Linked DNA regions of Homo sapiens: region 1 is linked to region 2. Evidence: chromatin contacts called from ENCODE Hi-C or POLR2A ChIA-PET data. All regions are on one chromosome and are shown on one strand. Each heading gives the region's core, a stretch centred on a gene start or an enhancer-like site at or near the end of the contact. The rest is flanking DNA. Distances are from core to core; before and after follow the strand shown. Region 1 overlaps UTRN (utrophin). Region 2 overlaps UTRN (utrophin).

Region 1 (3,745 bases), core at 33-2,532, 43 kb before region 2:
CCCAACTACGGAAAAGCACTTTCATCCATTCACTGGTTCATGCCAGGATGCTGAAATGAATCCTTTCTTCTAATACCACAATCTAACCCTTCTATCAACTTTTGTTGGTTCTAATTCCTAAATACAGCTTGAGTCCATCCACATCTCTTCAGTTCCACTGTCAACCCCCAGTCCAAGCTACTGTCATCTCTTGCCTCCAGCCTAAAGCCAATAACCTTCTGACACTGTCTCCTAAATTCTCTTCTTATTCCTTCTAATCAACTCTCTGAACTTTGGAACAACTAAATTAACATGGTTCATATGGCCCTGAATCATCTGACCACTCCTATGCCAAGCCTTGTCTTGAAACACTCACCCTCCTCAGTTTGCTCCAGCACACTGACCTTCATGTTACTCTGACAAACCCAGCCCTTTCCTGCCTCGGGATATTGGTTCATGCTGCTATGCCTGCCTCCTTCACCCTGTTCTCAACCTGCTTAATTCAGACGAACATTGCAGGTTTAATTTTAAACATCTTCTCTTCAGAGCGGACTTCTGGACGACTCCTCCAGTCTCTAAAGGCAACCTGTTTTCCTTCCTTGTGCACCCAGTACTTATCTTAATTTGATTACATATTGTTTTGGGTAAGCCCAAGAGGGCAAGAAATGTCAACTTTGATCTCTATAGTATATGCAGTTCCCAATACAGGTTGTCAATTTAAAAAATATTGAATAAGCTTATTGAAAGTGTTTATTAAGTCTAAACACAGAGTGTATTCAATCTAGACCTCTAACTTGTCCATTTCAATAGAAAGAACATGAATCTGTTATATGTATTGCCTTTTCAACCTTCTGCAAAATTGCAAGACCATCATCATCAAGATGATCCACTGACTGTTTTTCTCATCTTTTCCACATGTTTAAGGATCCTTTAATTCTTGGCAAAGATGAAAATTGACTTCTAGAAACATTAAAAAGAAGAAAAGCTGGTATAATAATAGTCCCTAAAGGCAGACCACAAAAGCAATTCTAAAGTTCATTAGAAAATTAAATTGGCCCCTGATTGATCTAAATGGGAACATTTTATCCTAGTGTTTAGAGTTGTGATGAGTAATCATTTCCCTTTCCAAAGCTCAGTGTTTTATAAAAACAGGGTTGATCATGACTCTCTGCAAGATTATTTTTTGGTGAAGAAATCAGAGACTCACTGATGGAAGAACCAAGAAATACTAATAAGGGCATGCTGAAGCACAGTGTAAATCAACAGTGCCCTGTCTTTTAACTTCCAGTAAATAAGACACTGACTTGTAACCAGAGACAGAGTAGGTCTGGGAGCCAGCCGACTCTGTGGGTTCTGAGGCAGAGCCACACACAGGGAGCAGCCCCACAACAGTGTTCACAGTGACTATACAGAAAAGAAACTGTTAATAATGGCACTCCGGTAGAAAAAATAGCAACAATCCATGCCTCACTCTTGCCACCTGCATTCATACACACAGACTCTCAGGCTAGCATCAAGGCTCTGAATTCAAAGATCATATAGGGTTATGTATATATATGTAATCACTCCAAACTTTGATAAGTGGCACAGATTTTAACTTAATAGATTTATGGGAAATACATGGTGATAGAATATGATAAACTCAACTCTGTAACAAGCACATGTATATTCCTGCACACAGAAAGAAATGTTACTTGGTACAGGCCGGGCACCGTGGCTCACACCTGTAATCCCAGCACTTTGGGAGGCTGAGGCAGGTAGATCACTTGAGGCCAGGAGGTCAAGACCAGCCTGGCCAACATGATGAAACCCTTTCTCTATTGAAATACAAAAATTAGCCAGGTGTGGTGGTGCACGCTTGTAATCTCAGCTACTGGGGAGGCTGAGGCACGAGAATCACTTGAACCCAGAAGGTAGAGGTTGCAGTGAGCTGAGATCACACCATTGCACTCCAGCCTGGGTGACAGAGCAAGACTCTGTCCCAAAAACAAACAAACAAAAAAAGAAGTGACTTGGTATAGAAAAATATATAATAGTCACAGATTTGAAATACTATAGCTTTGGTCACTCCATTTATTGTGACAAACAGGGTGCATATTTTTCTAATCTGTAGCTTAGAGCACAGTATTATTAATATACTGTACTATTAACTATGATTTATTCATTTCTATAAACCAAGTAATAAAGTTAGACCATTTTTACTTTGGTAAATTCTTCAGTTCTCTAGAAGTGAAATCTTGGTAAAAGAATTTAACCACAGGCACCTATAGCAATTTTATACATAATTCTTTAATTTGCAAATTACCAGTAGTAACTAAACTATTTTTTTCTAAGCAATAAAAAGTAAAGAACATAATGCTATAAATGTTTAGGATACAATAATCATTCTAGAAAAATTCTAGAAATCTTTCTAGAAAAATTCAAATCAGAATGACACTGGGAAGCCTGGGCATGGTAGCTCACACCTATAATCCCAGCACTTTGGGAGGCCGAGGAGGGCGGATTGCTTGAGTCCAGGAGTTCAAGATCAGCCTGGGCAACATAGTGAGGCCTCTGTCTCTACAAAAAACTTTTTTTTTTTTTTTGAGACAGAGTGTCGCTCTGTCACCAGGCTGGAGTGCAGTGGCATGATCTCAGTTCACTGCAACTCACGCCTCCCGAGTTCAAGCGATTCTCCTGCCTCAGCCTCCTGAGTAGCTGGGATTACAGGCACACGCCACCACACCCAGCTAATTGTTATATTTTTAGTAGACACCAGGTTTCACCATGTTGGCCAGGCTGGTATCGAACTCCTGACCTCGTGATCTACCCACCTCGGCCTCCCAAAGTGCTGGGATTACAGGCGTGAGCCACCCGGCCCGACCCAAAAAACTTTTTTAAAAAAAGCAACTGGGAATAGTGGTGCACACCTGTAGTCCCAGCTACTTGGGAGGATGAGGTGGGAGGACTGCCTGAGTCCCAGAGTTCAAGACTGCAGGAAGCTGTGATCGTGCCACTGCATTCAGCCTGGGTGACAGAGTGAAACCCTGTCTCAAAAAAAAGAAAAGAAAAATGACAGTGGGTATCAAAAACCCATTACAACTTATAAAAAGGCTGCTACCCTATGTGGGGGGGAAGAAAACATGCCATAAAACGCCAGGCAGAACGTGCTGATTGACAGAGACCAGGCTGTGCACTAGACCAGAAGAGTGGTGCCCTGAAACAAAGAGGTGGAGCTAGGAAGCAAGGACTCCAACATCTAAGGCCTTCAATGGATACATTCCAACCAGCAAGCAACACCCAGGCAGCCGCCTGGCAGGGCAAGGCTAGATTCCACCAACGAGGTGAATCCCCCCTAAAAATGAATCAGAGTCACAGCTTTATCAAAGGTCAAAGTGAAACACTGAGAATCAGTAGCCAGGCAAAAGCAAACAAGGGTACAGATATATAGCAATCAAAGACAACTCAAACAAGGCCACATATCCAAACAAAGAGCCTGGAAAACAAAAAGTCACCATGACACCCAACCACCAGGAAACTGTGAAATGATCTTGAGATTGATAATAATGAAATTAGAACACCCTTTAAGCTTAAGGAAAGAAATCCAGAAATGAAAGGTATAGCCCAGATCACTTTTAGATCTGTGCTAGATAGCTAATATGCATTTCCCTAGCCATAATCAAATATTCTAACATGCTTATAAACGCTGAGTTATTAATGTTTACACACTTGCATAAATATCATTTAGCTCTTATAACCATAAAATGCCCCCCAGTCTCATCTGTTA
Region 2 (4,292 bases), core at 685-3,184:
TGTTTACTGTCATTCAGCTTGCCCGTGGCGATGTCGGAGTCTGGATTGAAGTTCCCACCATATCAGGATCACCCTCCATGAGGCAACACTTTCCCTACCTACAACCTGTCTTCCACTGGCCACCACCTGCCGCAGCCCAGCAGACACACCTGTAGGCATCTCAGCCCTGATCACAGCATCTGTGTGCTTCCTCTTGCAAATGCCCACATGCAAATCTGAGGATGTTGGCCACTCAGAAGATGTGGGTATTAACATGTGTGAGTCATCTGTAGATCCTGCCGCAGCTGGTACCACACAAAGATAGTCCTGTCTAAACTATGGGCACACCCACCCACTCTCATGTGTCCTATCTCTACTTGGGAATGAGACATAATCATCTACTTGTGACAACTTAGAGCCAAGAGTGAGGAGACAATGAAGAATATAGGTGTTCATTAGACAGAACTGATGCTGAGGAACTGACCAGAGGTATTTCAAATCAGCTCCAGGGTTTCCAAGATGATATAAAGACAGTTCCAGGATGATATTAAGAGGTGGTCAGGTAAGAACTAGAGAATTCAAGTCACAATTATCACTTGAGAGTTTATTTATGAGCCACGAGATTCAGCAGTGGGTTCACAGTGCCAGAGTTCCTGGAAAGAGCATTTGAGAGAGCCAGGCAGCTGATAGGTTTAAGCAGTGCCTACTCTGTTCCATGCAGTACAGCAGTGAAAGAGCCGGTTCCCAGGCCAGGCAAGGCAAGTGCTATAGATGGAGAGTTGAGGGACCTGCCATATCATTGCCTCAGGAATCGGGTTCAACTACGGAGGCAGGTCAGAGCATGCCAAAAAGGGGAAAGGAGAAGTCAGAGGCTGAGGAAACAGGTGGGAGTGAGTGCTGCAGAGGCAAGACAGGCACAAACAACCTGTTATTAAAATGCTCTACAGAGTTGCAAAGGAGCGGGTGGCAGATGGGAGGAGGGAACTCAGAAACAATGTCAGAAGGTACAAAGGAGAAAGGGCGATCCAGAAATAAGACAAGAACAAAGCTGGGCTCTCTTATTCCAGGACAGTGGTCAACAAGCCATTCCTGAGTTTGCAAGTCAGGACCACTTATGTGCCATTTCACATTAAACTTCACTTTCCATGAAATTTTTCTCTGCCAGAGAATGTCCAGTAGTAAATCTGTCTATCTATAAAAGTATAAATAAATTAAACATGGCAAAGTTGGTTTTAAATAAGGAATGTTAGACTACCGTAACTTTCTGGAGGTTGTCAATGAACTATAGTACTGGAACTACGGATGTTCCTACTTGATCATCAGGATATAATTTGGTCTGTATTCACTTTTAGAGATCTCTGAACTTCAAAGTTCGTTCAATTTATTTTCACTGATGCCTTCAAAATTCTTAAAAGTTAAGTTGTGTCAATATTTCAACTCTCACTTGAAAAATGAGGTTATTGAGGTTTCAGGACACAAAGTAAAACACCAAATTCGTGCTGTGAGTGGATTTAAACCTCAGGGCCAGCTCCCAGCTATTGAGCCGTTCCTTCAGCCATAGCATGCATCTTGCAAAGCAGCTCCCTGGCTTTCGAGAGCATTGCCTGAACCAACATGAAGCCTAGAGATGTCAAAGTTATGTTTATGAAAGTAAATGATACTATGCAATACCTCCTGTCTTCCTCAGTCATAGCCAAACAGCAAATGAAGCCAAGAGGAAATACATGTTCCTCAATAGCAGTAAGGTTCCAGGTATCAGGTGGCGGCAGCAGCTGCTGAAAGCCTGTTCCACTTCACCCCTCCCCTAGAACCCCAAACTCGGGCACAAACCCACGCCTCAAACTCTTGAGGCTGCCCGGATTATGAGTCTTTCGGCGACAGATGACAGAGTGACGCAACACTACCACTCCCGGGGGCGCTAAAATCATAGCCTTGACGGAACAGGAAGGTGGTTACTCTTCACAGAAGCTACTAATCTGCTGCCCCCACCCTGCCTCACCACCCCCACCCCCCCCAAACACACACCGGAAAGAGGGAGGAGGAAAAGGAAATGAAAGCAAGTGACTCTAGGGTCTGGATTTCATATGCAAGAATAGCCAGCAACAGGTGCAGCATTCCGGTGAAATTAAGACACTCAAAGCACCATTTGCCTCCACAGCATAAAGAGCCCAGGCACAGAAACCCAACATTAGGCAATGATGTCAGAAGTGCAAATCATCATCATTCTCTAGCCAGCAGCAATTTTGTAGGGAAAAAAATAAAAGGGCATTTGTCTGTTGATACATAATTTCTTTTAATTTAGGAGTCCTCTCTTAAAATAGTTTGAAAATAATCTTAGCATCGATCATCAATGTACTTTTTTAATACCTAGTGACTATCACAGTGCCTAGCACATAGTAGGTGGGTGGATAAATATTTACTGAACGAATGAATAAAATGAGATATTTACTGAACGAATGAATAAAATGAGAGGTAAACAAAAAATTTTCTTCACAAATAAAGATAACCAAAATCTACACTAGTATATAAGTGTATCTTTTTCCCCATTTCTCCAAGAACAGAACAAAAGGTTGGAATCAGTAGCCAAGGACACTGGCTTCATCATGTTGTTGATGAACACATCAGGAGATGCAAACCGTCCACCCCTGGCTGAAACTGAGAAGCCCGATCTGCCACCCCTTGGGTGATCTATGCAGGGAATTCTCATCTGCAGAAGATCCAATGGGAAAAACAATCACAATCATTTAAGCAATCCACCTTTAGATTTTCCTTTCTTTCAATGTGCCATTTCACATAACATTTTTTTTACCTGGCATTATAAGAGAATTTACAAGATAAGTGTTGCTGTATGATCTTCTTCAACATGACAGAAATCATCAACTCATAATATGTTATGGAAAATGTCTTATACTGTGTGTGACATGCTATATGAAAAATCTGAATGTGAATAAGACGGTATAGAAATGAAGCTATTTTATGGGCTCTAAAAACTGACAGAATCAGTAGAGAACAAAGAGCAATAAAAATGAGCCCATCAATGGGAGAAGGTCTGTTATGGGAAGACTGTATTGAATTAAAAGGTTAATATCAGGCTGAGCTCAGTGGCTCATACCTGTAATCCCAGCACTTTGGGAGGCCGAGGTGGGTGGATCACCTGAGGTCAGGAGTTCGAGACAGGCCTGGCCAACATGACAAAACCCCATCTCTACTAAAAATACAAATACGAAAATTAGCCACGTGTGGTGGTGGGAGCCTGTAATCCCAGCTACTTGGGAGACTAAGGCAGGAGAATTGGCTGGAATCCGGGAAGTGGAGGTTGCAGTGAGCCAAGATCGCACCACTGCACTCCAGCCTGAGTGACAGAATGAGACTCCATCTCAAATAAATAAATAAATAAATAAATAAATAAATAAATAAATAAATAAAAGGTTAATATCAGCATGAGAACATTACTGATTACGTAAGTTGAAAGGTTTCAGTAAGTTAAAAATAATGATATTAATTATAAGAATAAAGTGTTCAAAGCACAGATAAGAGTAAATCACCAAAATTATCAGGTTTTAGAGAACTGAGAATATACATAAAAAATAGTGTCATAAATAACTTTACAAAATTACTATTAAAAACGGTTTGACTTAATGATACTCTTTGTTCAATTTTTTTAATCTATGAATTTTTCTTGTGTTTGTAACTTAAGTATTCTGAGTAGGAGTTCTCTCTTCCCTATATATTCAATTTAAAGAATCCTTAGATTTTTTCAAGTTAACTTCCAAAGATCCAAAATACTCCCACTTTGTTTTACTTTGAGGTAATACCCAAAGGTCTTGACTAGGGTTCTTAATGGAGATCCTAAGTGGCTAGTTAAGAATTACCTCAAATTTCAAAGAATAAACAGGAATAGCAAGTCTATTACAAATGCTTTTGTTCTTTTAAGTGACTCCGCCTTTTCATTCATTCATTCACTCATTCATTCATTCACAAGGATCTATCATCCCTACAGAACAGGCACCGTACAAGGCACTATGGACACAATCGTGAACAAGACAACCTTGGTCCCTGCCCATATGGAGAGCACAGTCTTGGGGACCTATCAACACTAAAGTAAACAAACAAGTGAACAAAAGCAATGAGCAATGGTGACAAGTGTGGATGGTGGAGACAACAGCACAAAATCTACTTCAGGTGGGTGTCAGGACAGGCTTCTCTAAGCAGGTGCAATTTCATCCAATGCCCAATCCCAGAAGGAGGAGAAGGAGATAGCCAAGAGCTGGGGGCCGGTATTCCAGGTGGAGGAAAGACCCTGTAAACAGAGG

Evidence for each region. A loop is a pair of places that touch in the nucleus more often than their neighbours do. ChIA-PET counts read pairs that join two places held with the same protein, here RNA polymerase II (POLR2A). Pooled maps may share reads with other maps.
Region 1: a pooled map shows a loop between it and region 2 (1.9-fold over the local background). The contact joins two enhancer-like sites. A Hi-C loop is called at or near these places in 6 of 168 maps with a recorded cell type or tissue (CD8-positive, alpha-beta T cell, PC-9, heart left ventricle and 3 more) and 3 of 50 pooled maps. POLR2A ChIA-PET finds 5 or more read pairs at or near these places in 8 of 52 experiments (B cell, CD4-positive, alpha-beta T cell, PC-9 and 5 more).

The regions. Positions count from the first base shown.
Region 1 is chr6:144,375,273-144,379,017 of GRCh38, reverse strand. All of the region lies in intron 2 of UTRN (utrophin), which reads right to left. Among named protein-coding and RNA genes, the nearest start is that of SNORA98, 29 kb to the left of the region's middle. Within about 2 kb of position 1,282, at least 4 of the 41 ENCODE cell types and tissues checked have a DNase peak (open chromatin) inside an H3K27ac peak, as active enhancers do.
Region 2 is chr6:144,332,018-144,336,309 of GRCh38, reverse strand. The region is part of intron 2 of UTRN (utrophin); the gene reads right to left. Among named protein-coding and RNA genes, the nearest start is that of UTRN, 49 kb to the right of the region's middle. Within about 2 kb of position 1,934, at least 15 of the 41 ENCODE cell types and tissues checked have a DNase peak (open chromatin) inside an H3K27ac peak, as active enhancers do.